2 separate regions of the Homo sapiens genome follow, and region 2 is linked to region 1. The links are chromatin loops, found by intact Hi-C in ENCODE. Cell type or tissue: PC-3. All regions are shown on one strand. Links, peaks and the distances in the headings refer to the core of each region. The heading gives the core; the rest is flanking DNA.

The links. A loop is a pair of places that touch in the nucleus more often than their neighbours do. Peaks named below come from ENCODE experiments on the same cell type or tissue, not always from the same donor. Only the 100,000 strongest peaks of a DNase experiment are listed, where the experiment ranks them.
Region 2: it touches region 1 in a loop (5-fold over the local background); 3 of 110 quality-filtered maps call a loop at or near these places.

What each region holds. Positions count from the first base shown.
Region 1 is chr2:118,716,662-118,731,824 of GRCh38, reverse strand. No RefSeq gene overlaps it. Among named protein-coding and RNA genes, the nearest start is that of LINC01956, 110 kb to the left of the region's middle. In PC-3, for the core only: no CTCF peak of the experiment used is centred there; DNase peaks (open chromatin) are centred at 8,234, 8,664 and 9,814; H3K4me3 peaks cover 2,176 bases; H3K27ac peaks cover 3,448 bases.
Region 2 is chr2:118,661,109-118,676,271 of GRCh38, reverse strand. No RefSeq gene overlaps it. Among named protein-coding and RNA genes, the nearest start is that of LINC01956, 170 kb to the left of the region's middle. In PC-3, for the core only: no CTCF peak of the experiment used is centred there; DNase peaks (open chromatin) are centred at 7,091, 7,401 and 7,701; H3K4me3 peaks cover 1,353 bases; H3K27ac peaks cover 2,041 bases.

The DNA of each region.
Region 1 (15,163 bases), core at 4,911-12,910:
ACGGAGCATGAATTCTGGAGATACACAATCTGAGCTGGGGAACCCTGGTGTGTGCAGGGGTTTGTCTAACATCTTGATCTACTTTTCTAAACATTTTGGAAGGAGAAAACCCCCAAGTCCCAGGGCCAAGCCATTTCCCTCCTCTATTTGTTAAACCCATCTGCAGTTCAAGGGAAATCAGATTCATGTGTTTTTAATTCATTTACACTTAACTTATTAAAATATTGCTTTGTAAGAGCTATTTGATGTCCAGGAAGCCATTTGCATCTCTTAAATAAATCTTTAAAGTCCCTTTTTCTTAGAAACAGGAAATTGCATTTTGCCAAATGCAAATTAACTTGCACCTTATAAAGTTCAATTTGAGCTCAAAACATACACTGCATGAGGGTCGGGTGGGTTTCACACTTGGCAAGCTAAGTCAAGGTTTAATCTAAACCAAAAGACAGCAATTGGAAGCTCCAAGGGCATTCCAAAGGATGGTATTATTGCAATCTGCCAGTGGAAAGTCAAATTCATATTCAGCTGTGCTGTGATTTGGAGGCTGATTAGTAGCACTCCCTCCTTCTGCCCAGCCTTCTCAGTCTTCTTTGCCCCCGGCTAGGTCAAGAAGACAAAACACGGTCCCTGCATTGTCCCCCACCACCTTAGTCAAGAGAACTGGGGGAATTTAGGGTGGGGTCCAAAGAGCAGAACATTTTGGTTTCAGATTTTATTGACTTTTTTTTTTGTTCCCTATGAACACCAAAACTGGGAGACATTATCCCTGCAATGCCTAGCTTTGGACTCACTCAGACACACTCCTCTCTTCTCACATTCTACCTATGTATAGTTTTCCTTCCCCCAAACTTTTCAGAGCCACTTTCCTGTCTTCTGCACTGTCAGGGTGAGGCAGGGCAGGCTGGGACTATTAGCTTCCTTTCACACAGGAGAAAAGAAGGGTCAGGAAGAGGTGAGGTGATTAGGTACGTACTGGAACCAGGCTATTTCCTTCATAGACCCAGATAAAACCAACCCTGGGTCCTTTATTCACACCAGGTAGAAGGAAGAGCCTCCCAGAACGGCTGGCCCAGGCAAATAAAATGCTAGAAAATGAAACAACAGTACCAGAGGTTTGTCTGGTGTTCTGCTGAGTCTTACAAATGTATCTTGAGGGCTCACCCTATGCTTGGCCTTGTAAGAAGTCCAGGAAATGCAGTCGTGAATAGCATGTGGCCTCAACCCTCAAGAGACACATGGCCCAATGGGGAGATATATGCATGAATGAATAACTAGAACAGATGTGGTTAATATCACTAAGGCATGCATAGAGTATTCGAGAGGAACATAGTAGAGGCACTTAGCCCAGCCTGGGAATTCTGGGAACTTTTTGGGGGAGAAGTTACCTGCCACAGTCTTTAGGATGAATAAGAGATCACCAGGAAAAGAAATGAGGGAAGGGCATTCCAGGCAGAAAGAACAAGAAGCATGGAGATTTAGAAACAGCATGGTGGAAGTGGGGGATTGTAAGTACTTTGGAATTATTAGAGCAAAAAATTACAAGGAGGAAGTAAATGGTGAGCTTGGACTTAATCCAGAGGCCAGGAGTTCTCAGCCTTTTCCCAACGGACTCTTCAAATCTGATGAAATTTATGGACCTTCTCTTAAGAAAACTGCATGTTTCCTTATGCACACAAAATTATGACTGTAATCTGATGGGACTCTCCTATCTTCTGAAGCCCGGGCTAAGAACACTTGCTTAGGCAATAGGGAGTCACTGACAAGTGTTAAGCAGGAAAATGGCATGATTAGACTTGCATTTCAGAGCACTATCCTACCTGTAAAGTAGAGAACAGATTGGAATGAAAGTAAGACTGGAGCTAAAAGGACTAGGTAGAAAGCTGATGCAACAACACTCAAGGTGAGAGATGGTGGAGCCCTCAGACAGTACAGATGCCTCCTTGGAAAGAAGCCAGAGCAATGGACATGGTCTTGGTTGCAGAGTGAATCTCTTTCAAGATGAAGAACCTGCTTCTGAGGACAAGTCTGGAAGGGCAACTGATGTCACCAGCAGAACCAGTGAGAGCTGGAGGTGACATCATGCTTCCCAAATATGCAAGAGGAAAAGGCAAAAGAGCTGAAGACAGGGTAAAGTTAATTTTCTGAAGTTAAATTTTTAACTTTTTTTTCTAATTTTTCCAATAAATGGTGGTATGCTTGGGTTTACTCATGGCTCCAACTTTTGGGAGAAATGCTTAGCATTGCTGTGCTAATTAGATGATCTCTGTACAACTTTTGTATGTGTATATATATATGTGTATACACACACATACATAATGACATATACAGCTCTCATTACTTAAAGAGTAATTTTGACTTGAGATTTTAACATACATTTTATAATGTTAAAATAATCATTTAAACTTCCAGTCATTTTTGGGGAGGGAGGGGAAAGTTTTTGCATGTTGGTGTGTGAAGGCCTTGAAAATGTACCCTTGACTCTCCTGCTGCTGAGAAAATAATTGAGGACAGGCCCTAAATGCTACCCTTTGGAATCTCCCATCTTGTTTTTGTAGAGGCCATGCTGTTCCCAGTCAATGACTGTTCATGGTGGCAGCCCCATTCCAGTGGGACAACAATCCAGATGAAAGAACTCACATTATTGTGTCATTGCTATTGAATCCTCAAACCCCATTTAAGTTTGACAGCTGTCTTATGGCAAAAGGACTCAGCCCAGAAGCACAGTGGCATTGAGTTGTCATGTCTTTTTAGTCCTCAGTCTTCCCTTGACTTTCATGGTCTTGATCCTTTTGAAGTGTGCAGTCCATTATTTTGTGGAATGACCTACAATTTGGGCTTGCTGGATGCTTCTTTAGTTATACTGCTTTGGCAGGAATATCACAGAAGTAATGCTGCTTGCATAATTTTCATGACATCCTATCAGAGAGGTACAATATAAAATAATCCTGTCACTGGTGATGTTAACTTTGATCACTTGATTGAGACAGTATCTGCCAAATTTCTCCACTTTACATGTTTGCCTTTTGTGGTTAATATGTATTTTGTGGAGACATTAAGTGTATATAATTATTCCATTCCTCATCAAAATTTTGATGTATTCATTCATTTATTTATAGAGTATAAACTCATACATTTTTATTTTATCGAATAGTTTCCTTTCATTTTTCCCCCTATGCTCAAATTATCCTAAATTTGGCTATTGGGAACACCTTCAATCTGCCTTCTGTGTCCTTTGATGTGACCTGTCTTGGTCTGTTAGGGTTGCTATAACAAAATACTTTAGACTGGGTAGTTTATAAAAAATAGAAATTTATTGCTCACAGTTCTGAAGGCTGGGAAGTCCAAGATCAAGGTACCAGCAGATTTGGTGTCTGGTGAGAGCTTGCTGTTGGCTCCTCAGATGGCGTCTTCTATCTGTACCCTCACATGGTGGAAGGGGAAAACAAGCTCCATCGGGCCTATTTTATAAGGTTATTGTTCCTAAAGGCCCCCAAATTACCCCCCAGATGCCCCACCTCTTAATACCACCACAGTGAGGATTAAGTTTCAACATATAAATTTTGGGGGGACACATTCAGATCATGGCAGACCACATCAATCTCTGAGTAATTTTTTAGTTTATGGCAGAAAGGGATGTTCCAGGCTCATTTTTTTCCTGCCCCAGTACTGAAGTCAGTAATTTCTCTAAGGAGCACTGCTTGTTTTCAATAGAGAATGGTATTTAGAAGCCAAGATTGAGGGTGTATGTGTGCTCATTATTATTGTGCTCTTCTGGCCTCTAAGTAGACAGAACTTTGAGAATATATGTATATTTATTTTTGCAGACCATGAGTTCACCTCCAATTTGCATTTAACACCTTCTTGGACAGTGGGAAATCTCTCTCCAGTTACCCTTAAAGTATTAAATACATCCTTCTCTATGCAACCTATCTCCTGTCATTGCTGTTTCCTTGTTTTCACCCCAGAGTATGGACACTCTCATCCACACTTGAGCTCTGGCTTCTGCACCGTGCGCTTCCCCTGCACTGATGCCATCCTCAGCCCTCTCAGACTCCAACACTTCATAGGGGGCCACTGAAGCCGCCTCCCCTTCATGAGAATGTCTTCTTCACACAGCTCAAGCCCCTCCTTTAAGGACAATAAATTAGTTTTCTGTGATTGTTGTAACTAACTACCACAAGCTTAGTGGACTAAAACAACACACATTTATGATCCTACAGCCTGAAAGTCAGAAGTCTAGAATGGGCCTGCAGGGTTGCAGTCCTGTAGGTTCTAGGTGAGAACCCATTTATTTGCTTTTCTAGCTTTTAGAGGCTGTACCCATTCCTTGGTTCATGGTTTCTTTCTCCATTTTCAGAGCTGGTAGTGTGGCACTTTCTCTCTTTTCTGACCACTACTTCTGTCCTCATATCTTCTGTCTATGTATCTGATTCTTCTGCCTCCCTTTTATAAAGACCTTTGTGATTACACCGGGCCCACCCAAATAATCCACCATAGTCTCTCCATTTCATGTTCCTTAGCTTGATCACATCTGCACAGTCTATTGTACATGGAGTAAGGTAACATATTCACTGGTGTGAGGATTAGAGTGTGAACATCTTTGTGGGAGTTGTTATTCAGCCTACCATGGGCCTTGTTCAGTTCTATTTAGGGTTTTTCAAGTGAATTATTCAGGAAAAGAAAGGAAGAGATAACAAGGGGAAGAATAAGAAGAAAAGTGAACTGCCTCAACTGTATTTCATAGACAACACTGAGGCTTTGAGAGATTTCATAATTACCCAAGACTTTATAGTTTCCATGTGTCAGGGCCAGGACCCAAATCCAGATGGCTCAATTTCTAAGACATGAGGACTCATGTTTTCACTCATTGTGTTCTAGATTTTCACTTTTTCAAATTGCTTTCCCTTCACTTGACCACTGACTATCTGAAAGCTGGGTTTTCTCTATCATGTTCAAACATCCTTCTTGTATTCCAGGGGGTTCATCTGGAGGTTAAGCATAGTGATCCCCCATCATTTGGGTTTTTTGTTGTTGTATTGCATCAACTGACAACTTCATTTTCTCTACGGTTTCTGCAGAAATGGAGACAAACCTATTTCTAATTATCAACACTCTACTTTCTCCTGTTGACCTTACCAACAGCCTTAGAGGAGATGGACGTGACATCCATCATTATCTTATTAATCAGACTATGATTTCCTTCCTTCTTTCCTTCCCCTCTCTCTCCCTCTTTCTCTCTCTCTTTCCCTCTTTTTTACCTCTGTGGGGGCAGAAGTGAGGTTGAACTATTGAGATAACACTTGGTCCAGGTTATGTCTACTTCCTTGTAGACATAGTACCAGCAAAATCTTCAGGGCATATATAAATCAAAGTAAGCAAAGGACTAGCTTCCTTAGTGCCCCTGTGGGGTCAGTGTGAACCCAGCCCACCAGCCACAGCAAAGAAATCAATGCCATCAGAGCATCATCAGCCCTTATATTCTGTGGATATAGGTCTCATCTGCTGCCCCAGAATTCCAAAGTCTTTTCAGATTTAGGGATATCTCTGTGGCTGGGACAAGCTCTTCTGTTACTTGGTTTCACCAGGAGGTGAATGACTATGATAAGAAAAGAGAAGAATGACATGTAAAATCCTTTCCAGATACTGTCTAGAAAAAAAAAAAAGGATGCCCTTTCCCAATAAATATTCAAGTTCTTGATTTTTCCCCACTGTGTAAGTGCTGTTGATATTGTGGGGGATTCCAGTCTATTTGTAATTCATTTGTTTATCCACTCACTCACCCATTCATTCGGTGAAGTTTATAGATGATTCACTGTTCACCAGGTGCTGTGTGTGGTACCTGGGGCTCAGAGATGTATTAGATGCAAGCTCTGACATCCAGGAGCTTACAGGGCTTGGCCACAGGGAAACCATTGTGGGCTACTGGAATGCCCAGTGCATCTTCATATTTTGAGCTGGTCTCAGAATGGTTGGTGCTCACTAAATATTTCTTGACTGAAAAGACACAGTTACTGCCCTTGAGGACTTAGAGCCTGGAGAAATAGTCAAGTGAGAGAAGTGAACCAGAGGATGAAGACCTCTCAAGAGAATCTTAAGGATAAGTCCAATTTTTTTAACTCTCCCTACCACCCCTGCTACCAATCTCAAAAAGCACTCACTTATTAACAACAACAACAACAACAACAGCAACAACAACAATGTGCAAAGTACAGACATAGCTAAAGAAGAAAACAAAAACCCGTTCATAATCCAACACCTAGAGAAGATCACAGATGGAGACTCCAACATGAAAATCCCATTTGTCATCTTGGAAAGATGGTGAACTTGATTAGATGTTCATGGAACACCTGGGCTGCTTTGGACCCAGTCACCGGAAGCTGTTTGGAGTCTTTTATGAGGATGAATGGGAAGCATGACACTGAAAAGCAAGCAGATTTCAGATGGGGCTGAGCTGCCTGGTTGTGTATGGGTGTCCCTGGGGTTCAGGGGTTGAGTCCAGATCCCAGCTCTGGGTTTCCTGCTCTTGAAGGGGAGGTCTCTCTGAAGGGACTGCTGGAGAGGCTGGGCCAGGGTGGCTTTCCCTAGCCTGACCCCTGCTTCCTGGAGCCCCCGGTATCCTGTGTTCTGGCCTGCAGTCCTGTCTTTGGGATCTGCTTTGGTAAAATCTGATATAACCCCAGGACATTTCTCGGTTTTCCAAAATGAGATTCTGAACAGAAGAACTCAATGATCTGCTGAAGCCAGAGATGGCCTGGTGGACTGGTCTCTTGTCTACATCATAAAAATGGGAGGGGAAGAAAAGAGAAACTAACATTTATTGACTGAGCACTCCTCTAGGTAGTTCCTTGCATGCTGTTGAGTTTTGTCTTCACAATAGCTCTGCATGATTTCTCTTATTATGTCTATTTTCACAGATGGTAATAGAGGTTCAGAGAGGTTGTGACTTATCAAAGGTAGCATAGCCAGTACATGGCAGAATCAGGATTTGAACCTAAGTCCCATGATGCTCATCTCACAGAGAGTATGTTGCAGGTTCAACCACACACATGACAGCATGCAAAAAGGAACCAGGGCCAGATTCCCAGGCTCGATTGCTGATCATTTGGCCTTCAATTCATGGGCTCCTTATATTGGTCTCTGATCACTTTCTTCTGGGCCTCCCAAAATTTATGAAGGTTCCTGCTTCCTCTTCTAGCTTAAACATCCTGCTTTCAGCTTGACACGCCTTCCTGACATCTTGCTTTCTTCCTCCTGGCTCCTTCACCTCCACTTCCACATTAGGGTAAAGCCTAAATCTGATGTCCTTTCTCAGCTGAGCCTCAGAGGGCCAACTGTCCAGATCACAGCTGAAGAGCAGAGGTTTCCAAATGTATTTTATCCAGAGACCTTCATCCAAATGGAAGCCGACATGGAAGCTCAGCATGTGAAATGGGAAAATATGACAATTCATTCAGGTAGGAGTGAGCTGAGGACCTGGAGTGTGGCCTGTTCCTACTTCCTTCCCACTCTCCCCTCTTCCAAACAGCAGGCCCTGACGAGGCTCATGGACCTTTAGGCCTCAACAGAGTCCTTTGCAGTCACTGCCACAGTGAACACAGGACTCTGCGTTCTACAGACAGGACTCTGCACTCAGCACTATGCTAGGCCATCCAAGGGAGTGTGAGCTGGAGGGCGGGGCTGGGGGACATCCAGGCTGGATGTGTGCAAGGGCCCTGCACTGATCTGTAAGGGAAATTACTTCCTCTTCTCTGGCATTTTTCCCCACTTTATTTCTTTAAGGTTCTTATACTCCTGACAAACCGCAAGCCTGGTGGCCACTAGAGGCAACCCCAGATATTCCCCCAGCTCCATCCCTTTCCATATGGATGGACCTGCCTCTGCGCGATGCCAACTGTACCTGGGCCTTAGCCGTCTGACCTTGAACATTGAACTTGCTTTCCCTGGCTTGATTTTAGATGCTTTGTTCTTTCTTACACCTGCCACTCTCCAAATCTGGTGGTCTCAAATAAGACACCTTGTTCTATCTCCAGCTACTCAGCTTTGTGTGAATAGAAATCCATTGCTTCTCAGCTTAGCTCTGAGGAAGGCTGGAATTGTCCAAAAGAAGCTTTACTAAGATGCAATAGCAAAACAAAAAGGAAACAAACAAAGAAGTCATAGCAGCACAAAATGACTGACTTCGGCAAACTTAAATTCCTTATTCTAATTCCTCCCACAGAATGGCTTGGCTGGCACGAATTCCAGGCATGCTGCCCGAAGAGCCTCCCTCCCTCCATCCTGAGTTGGCTTGGCCACGGCAGAGGCTTGGTGGCATTCTTTCTCCTGGATGATTTCTTTATCTTCTTTTTGCTCTGGTCCCAGGTCATCACCCCCAGCTTTAAGCCTAGCTGTCTATAAGCAGGCAACTGCCCTGGTCCTCAGGGACCACTGTCCCTGTAAGGCATCTCCTTTCTGAAGCCCCAAGTAGTCCTCTCTTAGCTGCTTCTGACCTGCAGTTGTCTCCTCTGCACCCCCACACCCCACCTCAGTGCACAGATAGTCTCCCTGGCTCCCGGGGGTCCTCCTTTTCTCCTTCTCGCTGCTATTGCCTATTACTGTAAAAGTTCACTTGTTTAAGGAACAGTGACTCACAAGTTTGATGGGTTGTTTTAACCTGCAGGATATACTTTATTTTTGTACTTTTCCATTTTATTGCTCTCCTAAACACTTAAAGTAATACATTATTATGGAATGAGGTCACACAAAAGAAACTTGAGTAAATATAAAAGAAACAGTAAATAAAAATAAAATTCAATGACTGTTTTGAAGCAGGCAGCGTTACCTTTTTGCATATATCCTTTTGTATCTTTCTCAAAGCTCAGAGACATATGCAAACACACAAAGATTTTTTTTTTTTTTACTGTAGACCTGGGATTATTCCCTGCCTCACTCTGCAACTTGCTTTTTTCACTTCATTTTTTCATGTTGTATAATTTGTATTTTGGTGGACCTCAGTTCCCCTGCTTTATTCTAGGCCAGAAGTTCCAAAGCATACTTCTGCAGGACATTGGGTTTCCTTAAGTTGAACCAAGATGCTGAATTGTTGACATCCAGTAATAATCGTCATTGGTTCAGTTTGCAGAAAGTTAAATAAGTATAATTTTTAGCACTTTGACTTTCTGCCATGACTTTTTATTAAAACATTGGCTCTACCACCATTTGGACTAACTAGGCTCTAACCCCAAATGATTTCAAAGTTACTGCAAAATTATACTTAGTTATCTTCAGTTTAATCTGCCAGTATTTCCCAAGATCTTGCCAAGAGCCTTGCAACCTCAAGGGATCTTGGTACTTTCCTACGTTCGGGACACATTGTAGGTCTGGGAAGTGGTTTTGGCCCGAACCCACAGTTGGAACCTTATCTATCAGTCAGGGAGTGCGCCGAGCCAGTGAGGAACAAGGTGATAAGTACAACTGAGAAGCACCCGGGGTTCATGGAACTCTGTTGAGGGACTTTTCCAGAAAAGCAGAAGGCAGATAAGGGTAGGCATTTCTCTACCTGCAGGACAGAAATGAGTGCAGTGGAAGGGGAAGCAGGACATCAGGACACCAGCTCAGGGAGCCTCTGTTGGGCAGCAGAGGGCCTGGGCCCGCCGGGAGCCTTCAAGTTGGTATCCTGGAGGGACTGGTGGTGGAGGTCCAGGAAGTGTGCTGGACTAAAGTAGAAACACCAGAACACTAGTAATTTCCTTGGGGCCTCACAGAAAGATACTGGAGAGGGTGGAACTTTGGGAGGAGTTTGGGGCTGTGCGAGGGTGACTCATTTTTACCTATGTGCAATAGGTGGGCTTAGGGGTTTGTGTCAGGAACAGAAGATCTGACTCAGATGTGTGTAAGCCAAAAGGGAATGTATTGGCACATATCCTTGAGGTATAAAGAACACTTATAGTTGCTGCCTATGGGAGCTCAAATAATGTCGCCAGAACCTGGCTTTCTCATCCCCATCTCTCAGTTCCCCTCTCATCCCTGTCGGCTCCATTCCCACCCAGGCTGGGCTCTCCCTTGGCTTCAGAGGTGGCTGACTGGGCTCCGGACATCACATCTCCCCAACTTCAGGACCAGCAGGAGGGGCACTGGTCCCGTCCCTGCATCAGTTACTACCTCCAGGAAACAGAATCCATTGATTGGCTTCTGTCTGGGTCATGTGCTCCTTTCCTGGAAACTGGGGTGGGTATTCCATTCCAAACTGCCAGCCTGGGCAGGGTGACTCCTTGAGAAAAACAGAGGAAACCTAAGAAGTGTGCAGAGAAGAGAGGTATTGGCAGGCCAAAACCAATGCCTGAAAGTTTCAGATAAATATTGGGTAAGTTGAATTGTTAAATATCTGTGAGAAACTCATGAAGAAGAGAAAACTGAAGGAGGATAAGGTGACCATTTTTGTAGACATAGAGATTTTCACAAAGAAGTTGGAAAAGGTTGATTCTAGTGGCTCAATAGGGCAGAGTGGCCCAAGTGTGCCCCGAGCCCTTATCTCTCTGAGTGGGAATCAGTATTTCCTGTGCTGAGATCCCATATCCCAGCCACACTCACCAATGAGCTAAAAGATTTTTGCATAATGCATAATCGTGGTTTTCTTGCTAGAGACAAAATGAAGGGGAATGGTATAATGCCTAGCAATGGGTTGGACAACGGGAATAGTTTTCAGATGGGAAGACTTAAAAGAAACAGAAAAAAGGTCGCTGAGCCTTGTGTGTGAGTGCGTGCATGTGTGCAAACATGTCTTGATGTTTGTCTGGCCATGTGTTTAACCCTCAGAAAAATGATGAGGGTGGAGGCATTTTTAGAATGGCTTGAATGCCTTCTGACCTAGAGATAGAGGAAGGAGCCATGGATCAGTCCTTTTTTCTTTGACTTAGGTAATTGAAAAGGGTGTATGCCTTCTCTCCTGGCCCAGAGTATAATCTTTACTGGGGCTGGACTTCTTGCTGCCCAATAGCCTGGCACTTACTCCTTCCCTCAGTTTCCTCTTCCTGAAACAAAACCCACAAAACCTGCAGGGACCTCTCAGGGCTCTGACAGGAGCTGTTGTAGGGTGACGGAAAGGAATTGGAATGGCCCATCACCCTACAGATCTTCTCACCTATCCTCAGGTTTGGGTCTGGGGTAGCAGAAAGAAAAGAAGAGCCCAGGAAGGAAGTAGAAGGGATGGTGGCATGAGAAAGGGTAGGGCAGGAAGACATGTGTGTGTGTGTATGTGTGTGTGTGTATGTGTGTGTGTGCGTACATGGGTGCCTGTGTCCTGGAGGAAAGGTTAGCGGAGAGGGCTAGAATTAAAGTTGCCACAGAGGCCTGAAGTCAGTATCTCCCCTCTTGATCTTAAACTGGGGACTGGCACTTGAGTGAATGATGAATTTGCCTTGAGCCTCTCAGGTCAGAGGAGCCTCTTGAGGCCCCATCTGTGCAGCGTGCCTGTGGGAAGGGGGAGCAGAATAGCTGGAGCAGGGAGGGGCTTGGGACCCTTCTTCCAGGTCTGGCCTCCTACTGCAGGTTTTTCTTGTGAGGCTGTGGAAGATGTCAAACACAGCTCCTCTCCCCTGTGGAAATGAGCTGCTTGGCAGTAACAGGTTTGCTATTCATCTTATCTCCTATTAGGTAACCCTTCCCGTCATCCCAGGGCTCATTCTCTCTCTCTCTCTCTCTCTCTGTCTTTCATACACACTCCTTAAATCCCCTATATTAAATTACTGTTGAAATGTTTCGAACTCTCAGCTCCAAGATCATATGACAGAACGCATGAGGGTTTGCTTTTTAATCTTGCCCAAGAGAGAGAAATGAAAATGACTTGCAGGATTTTGACAAAATGATCAGACAAAAAACTTTTTAGCCCCCACCCCTCGAATAAATGAGAACTTGTCAAATGCCATTATCAAATCATATAGATCAGAATTCGTCTCAGTTTTTTTTGGGCGGGGGGTGCCTAAAAGCAATAAAGAGTTGTAACCGCATTCCAAGTTATGTTTGGATTACTGACGACTCCATGACTGAAGATTTGTCTGTCTTGAAGGCAGATGGAGTTTGAGCTGATTTATCTCCTGGAGCTGGAGACCCCATGGATGCCTCATTGAGTCGTAAAATGTCACAGTGAGCTCTGCCCCTGACCACTTTGAACCATTGAGCTTGGATTTTCTGACGTGACCAGCTGAGGCTAAACCTTCAAGATTCAGAGGGGTGGGGGAGGAGAGGGGACCGGATCTTTTTCCATTCTTGGTTTCCATTTGCTTGGGAAAGAAAAAAAATCTATTCTAATAAAGACCTCCTCCTGTGCTAAGCGATGCTCAGGGATTATTTCCTGCTATTGTTTCTCCATTAAATAAATAAATTGCAGCTGGCTTTGATTGTTCATCAGAGGATTTTGACAGATCTCGAATGGGTGACTTCAGGTTTAAAGTCTTATTTGGGTTAGTTTAACTTTGCGGTGACTTGGGCATGATGGTAATACTAAGTAAAAAGTTGAATTTCTTCACCGTGGGGGAAAGAAGGGAATCAGGGTTATATGTGCCCTCCTTTTCTTCTCCATTTCATTGGTTCTTTTCTAATGAAGACAGATGCCAGGTAACTCTGGTTTATCCAGCTACTCAAAGGTGTAACTGACTTCCCAATTTATTAACACTGGTGATTCATTACCATGACAATTGGGAAAAAACTGATTACCTTTGAATTTCTGATGAGGTAATCCTGCCTCTCTCCAGCCCTGGTAATGAATCACCATTTTCCCTCCCTCTTCTGACCTAATTTTCCAAATCATGTACCTGTATGAAATATTGTGTGGAGGCATGCACCTATTTATCTTACAGGAGTCCTCTCCTTCTGAATTCAGGGGAGAAGACAACCCCTCCAACTGGGAGGGAAGATTCATGAATGTTCTGGGTCTGGGATTCAACAAAGCCCAATCTCCCAAATAATCAATCTGTACTGTGACAAGTCTAGGAACAGCCATTCTCCTCTTATTGGCTGGTACTCTGGCATTTTTACCTGAGGGGAAATCTATAAGAACAATATGATTCCACTTCCCTCTGTGAAAAGGGGGTACCTAAACCACAGCCTTAAAATGCTGAGGTTCCTTGCGATAATCCTTTAAGCTTCGTAATGTCTCAACCAAGAAAACTTAATGGTCTCACAATTGTTAGCTTAAACAAATGGTGCCATGGACCACCCATGGGTCTCAGAATCAGTGTGAAAGCTGATATTTGCAAATTGGTGGTCACTTAATTATCTAGGCTCCCCCCAACAGGAATCTGGCCCATGGTGTGGTAAAGGTACCACACTAATTTGTTCAGGAGAATGCAGGGGTGGGATACCACCACTCATGTTCTCTGAATCACTGTTAAATACCCTTTTATCTTTCTTCTTGCTGTGAGAAGCATGCCTAACTCGGTTTCTGTTTTAAGATCCTTGGTTAAAAATACTCTAATATTTTCCCTGTTGACAGGAGCAATTACCTCCTGTCACCCAGAGCATAGCTACACAGACCAGAGGACACATCTCCTGGACACACATACACTGGGCAAGTTGATTCTCTTTAATATGTATTTGCTAAATGTCTATTTTTCTGGGCACCGGAAACAACTAAAGAGAAATGGGACACACACCTGATGCCTCAAGAAACCCTCTTTCATTTAGGGGATCTGCATCAGTGTGGTCTGGAACGGGACATTCCTATTGCATTTTGACGTTTGTCTAGGTTCTTAGTCTCACCAGTTTTCCTGAACAGCAGGTCCAAGGAAAATGTCTTGGTTGTATGTAGTTATTTAGGAAGCTTAAGTGAGGAAGTGGAAGAAGTGAGTAGGGAAAAGATAAAACCAATGTTTTAGAGATGGGGGCTCAAGTCCATGGGATAACCCCCTAGCACCATGGGGATCTTGCCTGGGAACCCAGAGGACGTTGGGAGTCTGAGACGTTTATCCCCCCAACCCCATCCCTTCGCGGTGAAGTGTAGCCCCTGTTCTTTTGAGTTATGCTTGGGGCAACTGAGCAAACTCTATGGTGCCAGAGAAAGCCCTGTGGGAAGGAGGGAGAAGAAAAGCGGCAGAGTCAAGAGGAGGGGCAGCCGGGCGCTGTGGCTCACGCCTGTAATCCTAGCACTTTGGGAGGCCGAGGCGGGTGGATCATGAGGTCAGGAGATCGAGACCATCCTGGCCAACACGGTGAAACCCCGTCTCTACTAAAAATACAAAAAATTAGCTGGGCGTGGTGGCAGGCGCCTGCAGTCCCAGCTACTCGGGAGGCTGAGCCAGGAGAATGGCATGAACCCGGGAGGTGGAGCTTGTAGTGAGCCGAGATCCAGCCACTGCACTCCAGCCTGGGTGACAGTGAGAGACTGTCTCAAAAAAAAAAAAAAAAAAAAGAGAGAGAGAAGGGGCAACTGTAACTGAGTACCACAGCGGCCAGTAGTGGTTGAGGGGTTACCGGGCAGGGTATCAACAGTGACTACAATGACTCAAATAAAATGAGAAGAGCTGTAGGCTCCATGAGATGCTTTGAAAACCAGACAGGTGACTCCATAGATTGGGCTGCGGGGGCCCAGAGAGGGACTCGTGGGTCTCTGTAGTTTTGGCCTGCTCTCTTTGCTTGCTCCTCTCATAGCAGAATTCTTCTTTCCTCTTGAGACTGTCCTCTCTGGCTTGGTAGAAGGCTTTCTATTGTATGGCCTTCCGTAATAACTCAGGTTAACCAACCAGAATCATTTTTTGGGGGGAATTTGCATGAATATATGAAGAGAGACTGTTTTCTAGAATTTGGGGCATTAGGGGTCACTTAAGTTTGAATTGATGGTGATATTTTTCTACCATGTTTGAGGTAAAGCCAATACACTGGAGAGCAGAGCATTAGGAGAAGGTGGGGAGGGGAGAGAGACAGAGAGGTAAAGAGGCTAAGAACTGGAATACATCATTTGCACGACAGGATCCATATCTGCAGTATCAATTACTCAGAAAGTCTCTGTCACCCTAGAGCTGAGGGATGTTGCCTTCCTCAGTTATCCAACAATGACATGTGATTAAGTCTATGTTTGTACTTACATTGCAACTGTCCGAGTGCCTAGAACAGTCTGGCACTTGGATGTTGGTATTTGTTGAATGGATGAGGAAACATGCCATTACTTTTCTGGTCATCCTTTCATTGGTTGTCA
Region 2 (15,163 bases), core at 3,559-11,558, 54 kb after region 1:
AGAATATGAGGGGGAGGCCTAAGGGTGCTGCTTTCAAGATGTGCTAGCTCTGTCCTGTTGAGAGGACATGGGGTTAATTCTCTTTCCTCTGAAGGGAATATAGGAGGAAAGATCTTCTCCTATGGACTTCTGTTTACCCATATTGCAGCATGAGTGTTTTATACTGGAAAACACAGGAATGGCTCCCTTGGGTCAGCCTCATGGATATCCGGCTTCATGGGTGAGGAGGGACTCCTGATTGTTCTGCTATAACTTGGTTTGTGACCTTGGGCCTGCCACTTCTAATCTCTCGGCCTCAGTTACCTGCATTTACTTCCACAGCACAATAGATAGGGGCAGTATATTTGTTTCCCAGGGTTGCTATAACAAAGTGCTAAAAACTGAGTGGCTTAGAATAAAAGAAATGCATTGTCTCACAGTTCTGGAGGCTACAAGTCTGAGATTAGGGTGACAGTAGGGCTGATTCCTTCTGTGGGCTGTGGTGGAGAATCTGTTCCATGCCTCTGGCCTAGCTGCTGATGGCTTGGTGTTCCTTGGCTTGTAAATATGTTGCCTCATGCTGCCTTCATCATCACATGGCTTTCTCCCAGCATGCATGTCTCTGTGTCCAAATCTCTTTTATAAGGACACTAGTCATGTGGGTTATAGCTCACCCCAGTAACTTCATTTTAACATGATTACCTCTGTAAAGACCCTGTTTGTAAGTGAGGTCACATTCTGAGATAATGGGAGTGAGGACTCCAATATATCTCTGGAGAGGACACAATTCAATTCATACCACAAAGTTAAATGACATGGCATCTTTAAAAGGCCATCTCAGCTCTCACACTCTGGGTTTCTGTCTCTAATTGAAGCACCCAAGAAAGATGTTGGGGAGAACACAGTGATCCCCCTTGATCATAGTCCTGGAAGTTAGCAATCTGTTCCAAATAGCCATATGGTTCTGCCATCCCCGAACCAACAGAAATTTTTCTAAAGTAGTCATGCCTCCATGGATACATCCTTTGGAGATCACGTAATTGTCTTGGTTTCCCATTCCTGATAACTATCTTATTGAAATCTTAGGTTATTAGAGAGGGTGAGACAATAGCAATCTAGCAATCAGCTGGCGTTGTGGTTTTCAAGTATTTTTGAGCTGGAGAACTTTTCTCTCATACATAATTGCTTACAGAATCCTCACCAGTAAAGCAAATCAAACTCAAGATTCTCTTACTAAGGTCAAAGTAGAGGTACTTTGAAGGCTGAAGGATAAGCTGGAGAGATTCTGCTGGGGGAGTTTCTGGTATTGGGATAAAAGTTGTTTAATGATTTCTTTTTCCTTGCGGGATGTTGGTGACATCAGTTGTATCAATCACTTTGAACTTTAGCACTTGACAAGGGATGAGGGGATTTATATGATGTCAAAACATTGGCCATCATGGATGTAATTGAAAGGTTTTTTAAAAATCGGCCATCAAAGCTATTTTTTTTAAAAAAGTAAAAGTAAAGGATGGAGCAAAACAAAATCACTTTTTTTTTAACTTATTTTAAGTTCAGGGGTACATGTGCAGGTTTGTTACATGGGTAAATTTGTGCCACGGGAGTGTGTTGTACAGATTGTTTCATCTCCCAGGTATTAAGCCTAGTACCCGTTAGCTATTTTTCCTGATCCTCTCCCTCCTTCCAATCTCCACCCTCTGGTAGGCCCCAGTGTGTGTTGTTCCCCTATATGTGTCCATGTATTCTCATAATTCAGCTCCCGCTTATAAGTGAGAACATGTGGTATTTGGTTTTCTGTTCCTGCATTAGTTTGCTAAGAATAATAGCCTCCACCTCCATCCATGTCCTTGCAAAGGATATGATCTGATTTTCTTTTATGGCTGCATAGTATTCCGTGGTGTATATGTACCACATTTTCTTTATCCAGTCTATCATTGATCTGCATTTAAGTTGATTCCATGTCTGTGCTATTGTGAATAGTGCTGCAGTGAACATATATGTGCACGTGTCTTTATAATAGAATGATTTATATTCCTTTGGGTAATGGGATTGCTGGGTTGAATGGTATTTCTGTCTTTAGGTTTTTGAGGAATCGCCACACTGTCTTCCACAGTGGTTGAACTAATTTACACTCCCAGAAACAGTGTATAAGTGTTCCTTTTTCTCCACAACCTTGCCAGAATCAGGTTTTTTTTTTTTTTGACTTTTTAATAATAGCTGTTCTGACTGCTATGAGATGGTATCTCATTGTGGTTTTGATTTGCAATTCTCTAATGATCAGTGATGTTGAGCTTTTTTTCATATGATTGTTGGCCACGTGTCTTCTTTTAAAAAGTGTCTGTTGATGTCCTTTGCAACAAAACCATTTATACAGCATATTGTGTTTGTGACTTAATTTGCTTTGGCTTACTTTTCATTATGGAGTCATCTAATCTACAAGTTGGCACTTATTCTTTTATTCAACTAGCATTTATTTGGTATTAACTGAACATATAGGACTGATGAACACACAGAGAGGGTTGAATTGTGTTCTTTTATAAACTTTCTCTCTGGGGAATTATTTCCTTTTCACCTGTCTACATCCATGTCTTTGTCGATGTCTTCATCTACATTTATAGTGAGAGGGCATGTTAAAGGGCAGAATTCACTTCCCAGGGTATGTCACACACCTCTTTTGCATCCCTTCTGAGCCTCTGGGCCTCGCCTTCTTCTTGGTCCAGCCTTGTAAGGGTCAGTAGCGTCTGGTCCCTGACAGGTGGTTCTCACCTCTCGAGTGCAGTGCCAGTCTTCCCTATTGATATTTTCTTGGGAACAACATCAGTGCTCATGCTCTGTGCTCATGACCACACACGCACAAACCAGAGTGCAGAAGCAAGTTTTCCATCTAAGGAAGGTGAGGTCCAGTGGATACATTTGTCCTCGCTTCCCGCATTAGAGATAGTCTGGAGACCAGCCTATGTGACTTCTAGGGGTCGCAGTCCCATGGACAGAGCAAAGCATCAATCGGCCCCTTCTTCTTAGTGATACACCTACATATGGACTGTGTCTACTTTCCCAATTTTGTCTCCATATTCCTCCACTCCTGATCCCTTGGGTTGCAGTCTTGGTAAAGTAATAGCCGGCAAGCCTTCCCCTAGGCTCACCTTTCTGGAGAACCCAGGCTAAGACTTAAGGTGACTTAGTGGGAGAGAAGAGCTGGAGCTGTGCCCTAGTGATGCCCCCAGGTGTGTGAGTCCTTCACCTTACCTCAGTGTTCTGGCCAGGTGGGGCTTTGTTTGAGTTTTTCTGGGTTGGATGTGGCAAGAAAGAGGACTTACAGATCAATTCACTTGTCAAGCTGGGTTAGCAATCTCTGGACTTTCTTTCCTGGTACAGCATGGAGACCTCTGTCCCTCCTTTTTCGCAATGGTCATCTTGGGTGAAGCAGGAAAGGAAGGAGGACTGGGCAGGGTATCAGAAGCCCTGGCCTCTGGGCTTTACCCTTCGACTAACAAGCCATGTGACCTTGGCTGAGTCATGTTTCCTCCTCACATGTCAGTTTCTTATCTGAACGATGAGGGGCTCAGCCTAGATTATTGCTATGATCACTTCCAACTCTAAAACCTTATGATAAACTGTAATTCCTGCCACATTAGCTGCATTGGTAGGAAAGTTACCTCAATTCTTATTCAAAAGGTCAAAATTGAGGCCTCTGTGAGAATTTTCAATATGGTAGTTAATGCAAAAACATGTTTTATTGGTGTTTTCTAGAGAAAAAAGAATTTGGTCAGAGCCACTCTTACTTGTCCATCACAAGGGAGAAATAGAGACTCTGTGCTGACACCTCACTACTTTCAACTCCAACTGTGGGTCTTTTTCTCTTGCAATTTAGTCCATCACAGCTGAGGGCTGGTTTAGGGACCAGAGCTCAGAGACAACTGCAGCTGGAAGGGAAGAATGGATCTCTCCCCTCTAACACATGTACCCGCACTCCCCAGCCCCACGCCAACATACCATTCACCTCTTTCTGCATATCCCACTCTCCCCTCCCCTTTGTGTGGGAGAGAGATTTCTCTGTGTCTAAGGTCAAAGCCATGACCACACCCAGCACTATGACCGCAGTGGACAAAGGGGAGAACTTCACATCCTCTTTGGGAACTCATAGAGGTCATTGCAAATCACTTTTGGTCATTGCCCAAACTAGAAAGAACATATTTTCCCCAGATTATTATTAAGAATTTTATATAATCACAGACTGTCTTCTCTCTCACATACAGACATACATTCCCAAAGAGAAAAACTCATCTCTGAGTATTGGGTCATAAATTATATGAGGTACATTTCATTATAAAGCATATTTCTTTAGTCTTTATGAATGCTCTCCATTTACCCCAGGGGGGTTGTAATGTACACTGACATCTTACTTTCTTCCAAGAAGCATTCCCTCATTTTGTTTAGTATGTGGGGCCTAGCTGGGCAAACAAATCCTACGCTGGAGAATGAAGGCAATTGACTCGTATATAAATGGGAATACAATCATGCATCTATGCCTGGGCTCCAGGGAGGTCACATATAATCTTTAGAAAAAGTGGGTAAGTAAACATCAGTGAAAGAAATGTCTGATGGAGAAGGGGCTGCATAAACAGTGCAAATGCATAATTGCTATGGCCCGGAAAAAATTGGAAACCAAGTGATTCTATAGTCAGAGAGACGGGAACAAGTATTTTATAACAAGTCAGTCCTCATTATTTCTGATTTTTGATTTTGATGCTTTACCATCTCAGTGCATCCTCCCAGCCCCCATCCAATTCTTCCTAAGGCACTTTGTTTTTTCCAAAGTAAAGAACCAGGGAAAGTAAAAAGTTGAGCAAATTAGAGACAACATTGCCGGGTCTTCATTTTCTTCCAATGACAAAGCCAGCAGCAGCAGCAACAGCAGCAGCAGCAGGGTCTTTAGAGCACTGGGGTTTTTTAAAGCTCCAGTTTTACCTTGCAGAAGATCAGAAACCAAAGCTCATAAAATTGAACTCAGATGAAGAACACTGCCGTCTTTGGAGTGCTACTAAACAATCTGCAAATTATTTAAATTAAACCAACCCGGCCCTCAACATCTGCACACAAAATGCTTAAATTCCAAGTGCAACTTTACAGGCATAAGAAAATAATAAGGGAGTTCAATTTGTGTCAGCATGGCTCAGGAAAATAAGATATCATGTCTTGCTGTCTGCTTGATGTCAACTTCTCAGATGCGAGCCCTAATGCCTCATCCTAGACTGTCCGCACCAGAGCCTGCCAAACAGAGAAGTTCAGCCAAAGTTCACCAAGCTACTACCAAATAGCGTTTTTTCCCCTCCTTTTTCAATCATTAAAAACCTTCTGTTTTATATTGTGCACACGTGATTGTATCTACCTCTTAAAACATATATAACTCTATTAGCGTCTCCTATTCTCTGGGAATACTGTAAAATCTTTTCTGGGATGAGTTTGTTCTCTGGCTTACAGTTATTCAGTGTTTTAACTTTCACTGTATATACTAGATTCTATCTGGAATTCTTGGTTAGGATACCCAGATAAAATCTGTAATATTCAAAATGATTTGAAAATAATTCCCTTTTTTTTTTTGGAAAACAAATACATAAAGTGAAAAAGAAATAAAGCAGACATTGATCAATTACTCTCTTGAGATGGACTCAGAAATGCATTACTAGCTCTGTTTCCCTCCTTCTGACCCAAATTAGTGGCTTAATCAGAGTATGCCAGAGAATCTGCCCTAAAACTAGCATCCACCCCTGGGAAATATCCCCAGCTCAGACCTTAGTTCTAATCTCCCCTTCAGCTGGGATACTGAGATGACTAACCGGGCAATTGCACAGGCCATTTTTCTCATTTTCCTTGTTTAGTCTTGATTTACTTTAAATGGCTCACGACTCTCATTCCTCCCAGTGAAATTGTGCACCCACACTTTTAATCATGCAAAACCAACATTTTAATGCTGCTGGATGATATATCAATTTAGGGTCCTGGGATTGTCAAAGAGCTAGAATTTCACTAATCAGCAGAAATACAGGTTTAGTAGGTGTGTGAAGACAAAAATAAGTGCAGTGGAGTCTTTGATCTACTGCATGGTCTTCACAAATACCTTTCCTATAGTGTAACGTGTCACGTTTAATCTATGTTCCACTTTTAGCATCTTTTTTCCAGCCATAGCTTGGTCCCTTTCAAAGACCCAAACACCAGTGCTCAAAGCAGCCTTGTGGAAGGGGAATTGTCTTGGTTCCATTTGGTGGTAGCTGTCAGGGTGGGTGTGGAAAATCCCCACCCATCAGGAAAAAGAGCCTCAGTATCCTAAACTTGTAAACTCATTACTAGGCCACTGCCTTCTTACAGCCATAACTCTTTCAAAACCAGTTAAAATATGCCAAAATTCTCATTTTGGGTAAGTTACAGCTGATTTTAATTATTGTTATAAAAGAGCTTCCTTTACATTTAGTGATGATTCAGATAACCTTCAAACTCATGCTAAATGTTTGGCCACCAATAGCTGAGTATGGCTTAATGAAGCAATGTGATAAACTATTACAAATAAACCTGGTCTGAATACAAACATTAAAATAAAACAAATCCTAAAATATAGAAATATTCTTGCCACATAATGATCACTATTATCTTGATTTCTTTTCATCTTTTATATCATAAAATAACTCAGCTTATAGAATGTCTTTAAAGAAAGTTGTCTGTTGATTCATATTTCAGTTAATCTGGTATCAATTATTGAAATAGATTTGGAAATTCAATGTCTGTGCAGATGAAACGCTTTAATACCTTAGATAGTAGCTGGTTTCTGGATGCAGCCTAAAATGGCATAGTCAGAAAAGTTTAAAGTATTTTTGCTAGATTCAAAGACGAGCAAGATTAAAAATTCCCAAATGTGTATTCTGGAATCCTTCCAAAACATTCCATCTTTATTCATTATTGGATATTGTCTTGATTAAAATTCCTGTTGGTTTGTTCTATGGTTAAGTAGTAATCTTGTATCTTAGCATTTGGAATGTATTGGTATCATGTGACGTGCACAGAGCCCAAATGAATATAGAGAGATCTCTTTCACAAGTCAACAAGGAGAACTTAGAGCATTCGGATTTCAGCAAAGCTGTTTGGGGGGAGAAGGGGGTTATTTGTTCAGCACATTCTTTCCAACAAGTGAGTCAGAAAGAGCTGTTCAAAAGCAAAATGATTTTTCCTATAACACCAGTGGTCCTGAATCAAGACAGATTTCTCTGGAGGAAATAAGAATTTTTTCTTTTTTTTTCCCCTTTCTTTATCTCTTTTTGTTCTATTTCTAGCATTTGGTGCCCTTTATTGCTAACTTCACCCAGTAACATGTGAAAAATGTACTCGACAATGCAAAGCAGATGACGCGGTCACCATCTTCTGAGTCACCGTCCTTTTCTCTGCATTCCTGCAGAGCCCTTTCAAACCTAGAGAATGATTTGGTTAGGAGCCACTGAGAAGGGAAAAAAAAAGGAAAAAATGGGCCTGATCATGCTGCCACACAGATGCTTTCGTGGCTTGTCCCCTGCTGTAACCTGCTTGATGCTGGGCATCCCCAGGGACTCCAGGCCAGGTCTTAGAATATGGACAGACCTAAGGGGCATGGGAGGCCACACAACTTTGGCAGACTTGGCTGGCTTTTTGTTTTGTTTTAGCTCATAAAGGCCACTTGGAAGTAAGCCCTGTGGCAGAGAGGGAAGGGAGAGGATGCTGGCATAAGTCGGGGCTTTTGAGGTGATGTAATTTGTCACCACCTCTCATTTGCTGGAAATGCATCTGTCATTTAGGAAAAGTCAGGAGAGCTGACTCAGAACCACACTTAGGATAAACCCAACTTTGGGGCAAGCTGTCAGGGACACCAAGTCACCTCCAAGTCCCCCCCATTGTTGGTGGGGGTACCGTATGGGACTGGATAAGAACTTGACCCCAGCGACCAAGTCCCCTGGAGCAGAGTCAGATTGCTATAGTGGCCGCAAAGGAGTCCACGGCAGGCGCTTGCTACCTTTCTGTGCATCAGGGAGCATGCCTCCCAGGGATCTGATCTTTGCCTTGGAGAAAGTGAGTGGACCAGAGAGCGTCTGGTAAGGCCAAGTCACAGGATGAGTCTTCTGGCTTTTACCAGTGAAGTTGCTTACCCTCCACATGTGGAAATACTGACCAAAGCCAAGAAGTTGTCCAGTTTGTTGAATGGAAGCTCTCTGATGACCAAAGCTTTGTTTGTTTTGTTCACCACCATATGACCAGTACTCAGAACAGTGGCTGCACATAAATATTTGTGAATGAATGGATAGTATCACAGGAAGATTCTGAATAAAAAATCAATTAATGCAATAGTCGAGTGGTTTTTGAGCACAATGATCCTAGAAAAACAATCATTATTTTAACAAATGAAATTTTAAAAAGACTTGAGCAAGGGAAGGGAGAAAACTAACAATTGTTGATCCCTTACCGTGCAACAAGAAATTTCTTGCGTGCTGGATGAATAGGTATTGTCCCATTTTTAGGGTTAGAAAACTGAGCCTTGGAGAAGTTAAATCATTTGCCTAAGGTCATATGGCTAACGAGTGGCAGAACTGTGGTTCAGACTTAGGAATCCCATGTTGGAGTGATTTTAAAGATTTAATTATTGTGGTACTTTATTATTACAGATCACTGCAATGGCATTTTGAGGTTTTAGACATGTGACGCTAGAAAAAAATTAATTAATCTTCATGGGAAGTTTTTAGAGTTTTGATATTCCACAGATTAAGTAGGTGAAAGTGCTTTTTTAGACTGCTTAGGTAGACACTAAAAAATTTGTGCTGGATCCAAATCCCATATAAATGTATTAGCTTTTTCTAGCCAAGAGCTTACAGAAGCAAGAAATCAATCAACATGGCTTCAACCCCAGAGGGTGAAGTGGGAGAGTAAGATAGATGTTTGATCACAGAGAGCTCAGACTTTAGTAGCAACCCCATTGTTAAGCAACTGTGTGATCTTGGGTAAGTCACTTTACCTCTTATGATTTCAGGTTTATGGGCGGTTAAATAAGGTTGCTTTGCTTACTGCTCAGATATTATTGGAATCAAGAGAAATAGTTGAATTAAAATTCTTTGCAAAATTTATAGACTCCAATTGATAAAACTTTTATGTTTGTGATGAAATTGTCCTATATTCTGTAATGATGGGAGTTGAGTCTTTCACCATCTACCTACCTAATTTTATTACTATAATTTGCATCTTAAATAACATACTTTTCTCACTTATAATTTCACTCACCTTTTCATTAAGTTAAAACTTAATGAAACTTTGACATCTGTGAATATTTTCCTGATTTTTAAAAAGTTTTAGATCAATAAAGATTTACTGTTTTCCTCTAAGACAAGTTTTAGTATCTGCATTTACCTCAGAGGGCACAGAGAGTTGTGTCATTTCCCTCTGTACATACATTTTTAGGGTTGGCTCAAAATATGAAATATAATTATGGTGCTCTCTTGTCTGATACTAGACAAGTCTGAGGAGGCCTGGAGTACATTCCTTGGGCTCGTGAGTAATTATAGTTTTGATGATAATCAGCTACTTTATAAGATCTCAAGCTGCTGCGATTCTGGTTTTTTTGTAATGCATACATGCCCCATGAATTTAATTATCACTGTTTTGGTGCCTGACAAATATGCTTCACTTATAAACCTTTTATTTATGTTCAGATAGAAGTGGAGTATGCATGTTATAACCGCTACATCCCAGACATTCAAGAAAATAGTCCTCCAGATTCAGAATGGCTTTTCAGTTTAACGACCCATGTATTTGATATTATTTTCTTGGTTGGAAAATTATTTCTCAAGTTCTGTTTTCTCCACCCCCTGTCTTCTCCCTTCCTGCCTCTCTCTAAATTTTATAATGCTGTGTTTCCTTTTAAAAGATTAGGTAAGAGGGAACACGTGTGTGAAAGTCGTGGCCCACTCCCATGTGCTGGGGGCTGGTGAGATGAAGGCCAAAGGCCAAATGCCTTCAGCACCTGACAAGTGTGTGGATCTCATTATGGCCATTGAGTCTGGTGGGCTTAATAAAAAAAAAAATCAGTGGATTTGCAGGAGGCATGGTCAACATTTGGTGAAAAAGCAGTTCTTCAATATAATTACTAAGGCCTTCAAAATTATTTTGGTCTCACAGTTGAAAATTTCCCATCTATCCCACATATTTGGTGATTCATAGAGTTTGAAGAAGCATTTGAGGTTATCTTGTCTAATCTCTTCATTTTATAAATGAGTAGCATGAGCTCAGGAAGGAGAAAGAGAGTTCCCCAAGGCCTTATCATTAACCACATTGTGTGACTCTATTCCAGTCTCCCTATTTCATACCTGCTGTCCTAGCCTCAATCTGCATATCTACATATCCAGTGAGGACTTTTGAACACTTGTTCTGTACTTGGCGGTAAGCTGCTTGGTCTTTAAGGCATAGTGTTGGTCTTCAAGGAATTTGTTAGCAAACTGGGGAGTCACACAGACACAAGATCCTCATTATAGTAAATAGCAGCTTATAGTTCAGAGGTGATGTGAGTGGAGCAGTGGACCAGTTCCTCAGGACATCAGAGTGTGCAGAAGCTGGGGAAGTCTGGTTCACTTAGAGGATATGAATGGAAGAGGTAGAGCTTAAAGCAGGTTTTGAAGGTGCAGAGGTTTGAAATTCCAGGAAGGGAGTAGGACTTGAGAAAGGCTCAGAAGCCTTAAGGAACAGTATGTGAGGAGGGTTTAGGGTGAAGAAAGAGCAGCATCACAGTCCATGTATGGAAAGTGTGGGGATGGAGTGGCCTATAGGGAAGGGGCACAATGCAGATGGCTTTTAATGCGAGCCTAAGGTGTCTACCTCCTCATGCAGGGGATGGAGCTCCACTGAAGATTTAAAATAGGAGAGTGAGGAGATAAAACAAAGATAACTTGGTTGGAAGAAGGATTGGAGGGAGTTATGATGAGAAACAGAGCACCAGTTGGGATATTTTGAAGAAAAGTCTCAGGATGAGATGATGATGTGGATTGCAGTGCAGCAGGTATCCAGGGAGCCCCTCAACTCTGCAGGGGCTGCCTGGAAGGGAGTGAGGTCTACAATGCCAACTCCTGGAATGACTAATATTTTTGCCTTCAAAGATCTTGAGAGATTTACCCTGGTTGTCCATGTGGCTTCTCCACAAGGGCCAGTGAGAGACATGATTCTTCACCAGTTAGAGGGGCAAAGCTTGAGGCAAGGAAAAAGAGGTGGTGGCCCCCCGCCAACCAGGATGCGTCACGTTTACACCAAAGTGCCCATTGGCTGGGTAGAGTCTGACTGAACCTCTTCCTAACTCCAAGGCTTTGGCCAAGCTGCTAACATATTCTGAACCTCAGTATTTGCGTCTGCACTTTACAGGTATAATAATGCTTGCTCTAGCTACCTTGTTGTAAGGATCCAATGAGAAAGTAGATGTGAACCATAAATAAACTATCATCATTATCATGTCACAGAGCTCTTGCTGCTGGGGTGGTGGAATATCTGATGCAGGGAATAACAACATAAGAGTAAGGACAGATTTCCTTCTAAGAAAGATACCTTAGAATACCAGGAAGGGAGCAGGGCTTAAGGGTTGCCCCATAGGGTAGTGGAACAGTGCAGATGTCTTGTGCCTTGCCACTGGGAGCATTCTTTGACATTGTATTTTCACTTTTTTTTTGTTTTGTTTTCCCTTTAAAGAAGACATGGAAATGAATGTAGTTTGAGGATTCTGTTCAAACTGATTACTGGGAGCCACCCTAAACCAGAACTGATCAGACTGCTGCTGGAGACTTTACAACTTGGGTGGTCTCTTTCAAAGCTGAAAAATCAGCAAAAGGGCAGAAGATGGGGTGAGATGCTTATCCCTGAATAAAAGGATGATGGTTTTAAAACTGTGTTTTTAATATATTTTCTAAATTTGATGACAACTCTGGCTTAAGCCATAGCCATTTCTAAGGTTCTCTGAGTAGCGTTTCCCTTGGAGATTGGCTTGATTATTGGTTTAGGTCTTGACTCCTTTCTAAATGTATATAATCAGTTCTTCTAGAACTCCATAAAATCCCTCTTCCCAAAGGAAGAGGTCTTTGCTGGAAGCTGTGATGGGCTGCAGAGAGAGACAGACTGGGAGATCTGTGTCAGGGAACTTCCAGCCTAATTGGACAAAGGAAAACATTTGGAACATATTTATGAGCACCAACAGGTCTACAGGGTGAGAGATAAAAATGTGTGTGGAAGGGACATTTATTGAATGCTTGCTATGTGCCAGAACTTACTTTTAAATTTGGGACCGAGGAGGCTAGGGACAGAAGACCAGTTAGGAAACAACGGTAGGAGTCCCTTGGACTAAGGTAGGGGCAGTAGGGAGTGATACAATTTGGGAAATAGTTTATTGCAAAAGCCCTTCAGAAAATGGTGCCCATAGCTTTTGGTCCCCATGAACCCAGCATCTGGCACTTATGAAATGCTCAAGTTTGTTGTCCTGGAATTCTTCTTGATTAATTGCTTGGTTCACTACACATCCTAAGGAAAAATTTCACTGTTTATTCCATTCAGAAATCTGGAGCAAAATGTAGCTATAAGGATGTTTATCATAATATGATTTTTAATTGAAGTATGGGAAAAATATGTCAAAGTAGGGGATGGCTCTTATGTTGGATGAAATGTTTGCAATTATTAAGAATTATTTTTTCAATGGGTATTTCATGACAGTAAATTCTCTTGACATAACGTTAAGTGTAAAAATAATACAAACTAGGCTGTGTGTGTTGGCTCCTGCATGTAATCTCAGTACTTTGAAAGGCCGGGGAGTATGGATCACTTGAGGTCAGGAGTTCAAGACCAGGCTGGCAATGTGATGAAACCTCGTCTCTACTAAAAAATACAAAAATTAGCTGGGCATGGGGCACATGCCTGTAGTCTTAGCTACTCAGGAAGCTGAGGCAGGAGAATCGCTTGAGCCTGGGAGGCGGAAGTTGCAGTGAGCCTTAATCGTGCCACTACATTCCAGACTGGGCAATAGAGTGAGTGAGACTCCATTTCTAAATAAATAAATGATAATAATAATAATGCAATTACATATAAATGGCATTCTCCTGATTCATACCATTAAATACTTTTTAATATTCTGTGTTAAAAAATATACACAGACAATAAATAAGAAAATACACCAGCATGTTAATCATAATTATCTTGAGTTTTAAGAGTACAACCATCATTTATTTTCTTCTTTCAACATTTTTATATTTTCCCGATCTTATACCATAGAGAGGTAAAACTTTTCAAATCAGAAGAATAAAAATTATTGTGAAATAAAAAAAAATCCCAAGAGGAAACCACTTAAAGGTTCAGAAGATTATGCTCAAGTGTTAGTGTTGCCTTATGATGTAGGTAAATCACTTAACCTCTATGGTTCACAGTTTCCTCATCTGTAAAATGGCCATAATGACATCTGCTTGGTTATTATCAGGCTACTGTAAATGTCAAACAAAATAAGGGATGTGAAAATGCTTTGTTACTAATAAGTTGCTTCAGGAATGTGCAAGATCCTGGTTGTTACTATATTTGCTCCTCTTAATGAGATGCAAAAGTGGATGCTAGAGGTTCCCTCAGGTAGGTGTGGTCAGCTGGCAACCTAATCTGGAGAAGGAGAGAAGGAGCTTCTCCCAGCTTGAAGCCATTTTGTTTGAATGGGGTCTAACAAGTCTGGCCAAAAATAATTTCACTGTGCCGAAGAGAAAAGGAATAAAGCTATTCTGGGAAAGATCAAAAAGTTGGAGTAAGAGGGCCCCAGAAAGTATAAACCTGCTGAGATGACACTTCTCATTTTCAGTCTGTCTGTAAGACTGGGTTCTCCTTCTAGTACTGTGACTTCAGTCTTCAGTAACCTTGAACCAACCCTGACTTCCTCTGGGCCGCTGGTTCCTGTGGAGCCAATGAAGGCTTTTAAGGGCTGGTCTCTAAGCTGTTTTTCCTCAGCACCTGTTCTCATGTTCTATGGGTTCTTTAATCAGCATTATAATAAAGAATTGATGCAAACTATTCAAATGAAAGAAGATGAAGGATATGAAGAGAACTCACACAAAAAGGAGTGGGGTGGGAGGAGAGTGGGCAAGCCAAGGGATGTATATTACAACCAGCAAACATATTTTGTGCCTGTATTAAATGAAGGTGCTCGTGATTCATGCTGAGGGTTCAAAAACATTGGTCATAGTTCTTGCCTGCCTTGGAAGACATGCGAAAGACATGCTCGGTTTCTGATTGCTAAGAATGCATCCAGGGAGTGAGCACCCAGGAGATATGAGCAGGCAGGTGAGGGCTGGGCTGATTAGGGAAGGTCTTAGACGTCAGGGAGCTGGGCAAGGTCTCCCAGACTGGGAGAGAACAGGAAGCACAGGAATGAAAATATGTTTAGGGAACAAGAAGTTAACAACTTCTTTCAGTTTGGAAGCTTCTCATTGAGTTATCTTGAGCAAATCACTTTAATTTCTGTTTCTTCAGTTGTGCAAATGAGGTTAATACTACTTCTTAGGCTGTTGGGATGATTAAATGAGGGAAAAGAGATGAAGTTCCAGGAATATAGTAACTATTGAAAAAAATATTAATTTCTTTTCCTCTTTTTTTTTTTCCTCTTTTTTTTCCCTGCTAGGTAGATGATGTTAGTCTGGAACTAGACATGATTGCAAATTGGTGGCCCATGAGCCAGACTTAGTCTGTAGATATGTTCTGTTTAGATCACAGAATTCTGACTTACACTATGTTTTAAAAAGATTTTGAATTACTTGGCGACACTTGAAAATTAGGAGATTTCACATAAATATCCAGGTTTCTGGCTTCTCTTGAAAAATCAGATATGGCCACTGGGGGCCTGTGTTACCACTTGGCACCTACTGGCTGGCGCTGAGTCAGGGCTGCTGCTGTGTGTGGGACCTGCATTCCCCACTTCTCCACAGTCCCCACAATTCCCTACTGAGCCCCTGCACTGAGGCAAATGTCAGTTGCAATTTATCATTGTTTGAACTATTTTGTTTTTATTCTTAAATTGAGTTAAAAGTTGAGTGAAATTTCTTTTTATAGCAAAAGCAGAAAAATGAAAGGTTGGCCAAGAACGTCATAAGTTTCCAAAACAAAGAGAAAAGGAAAGGAAGAGGGC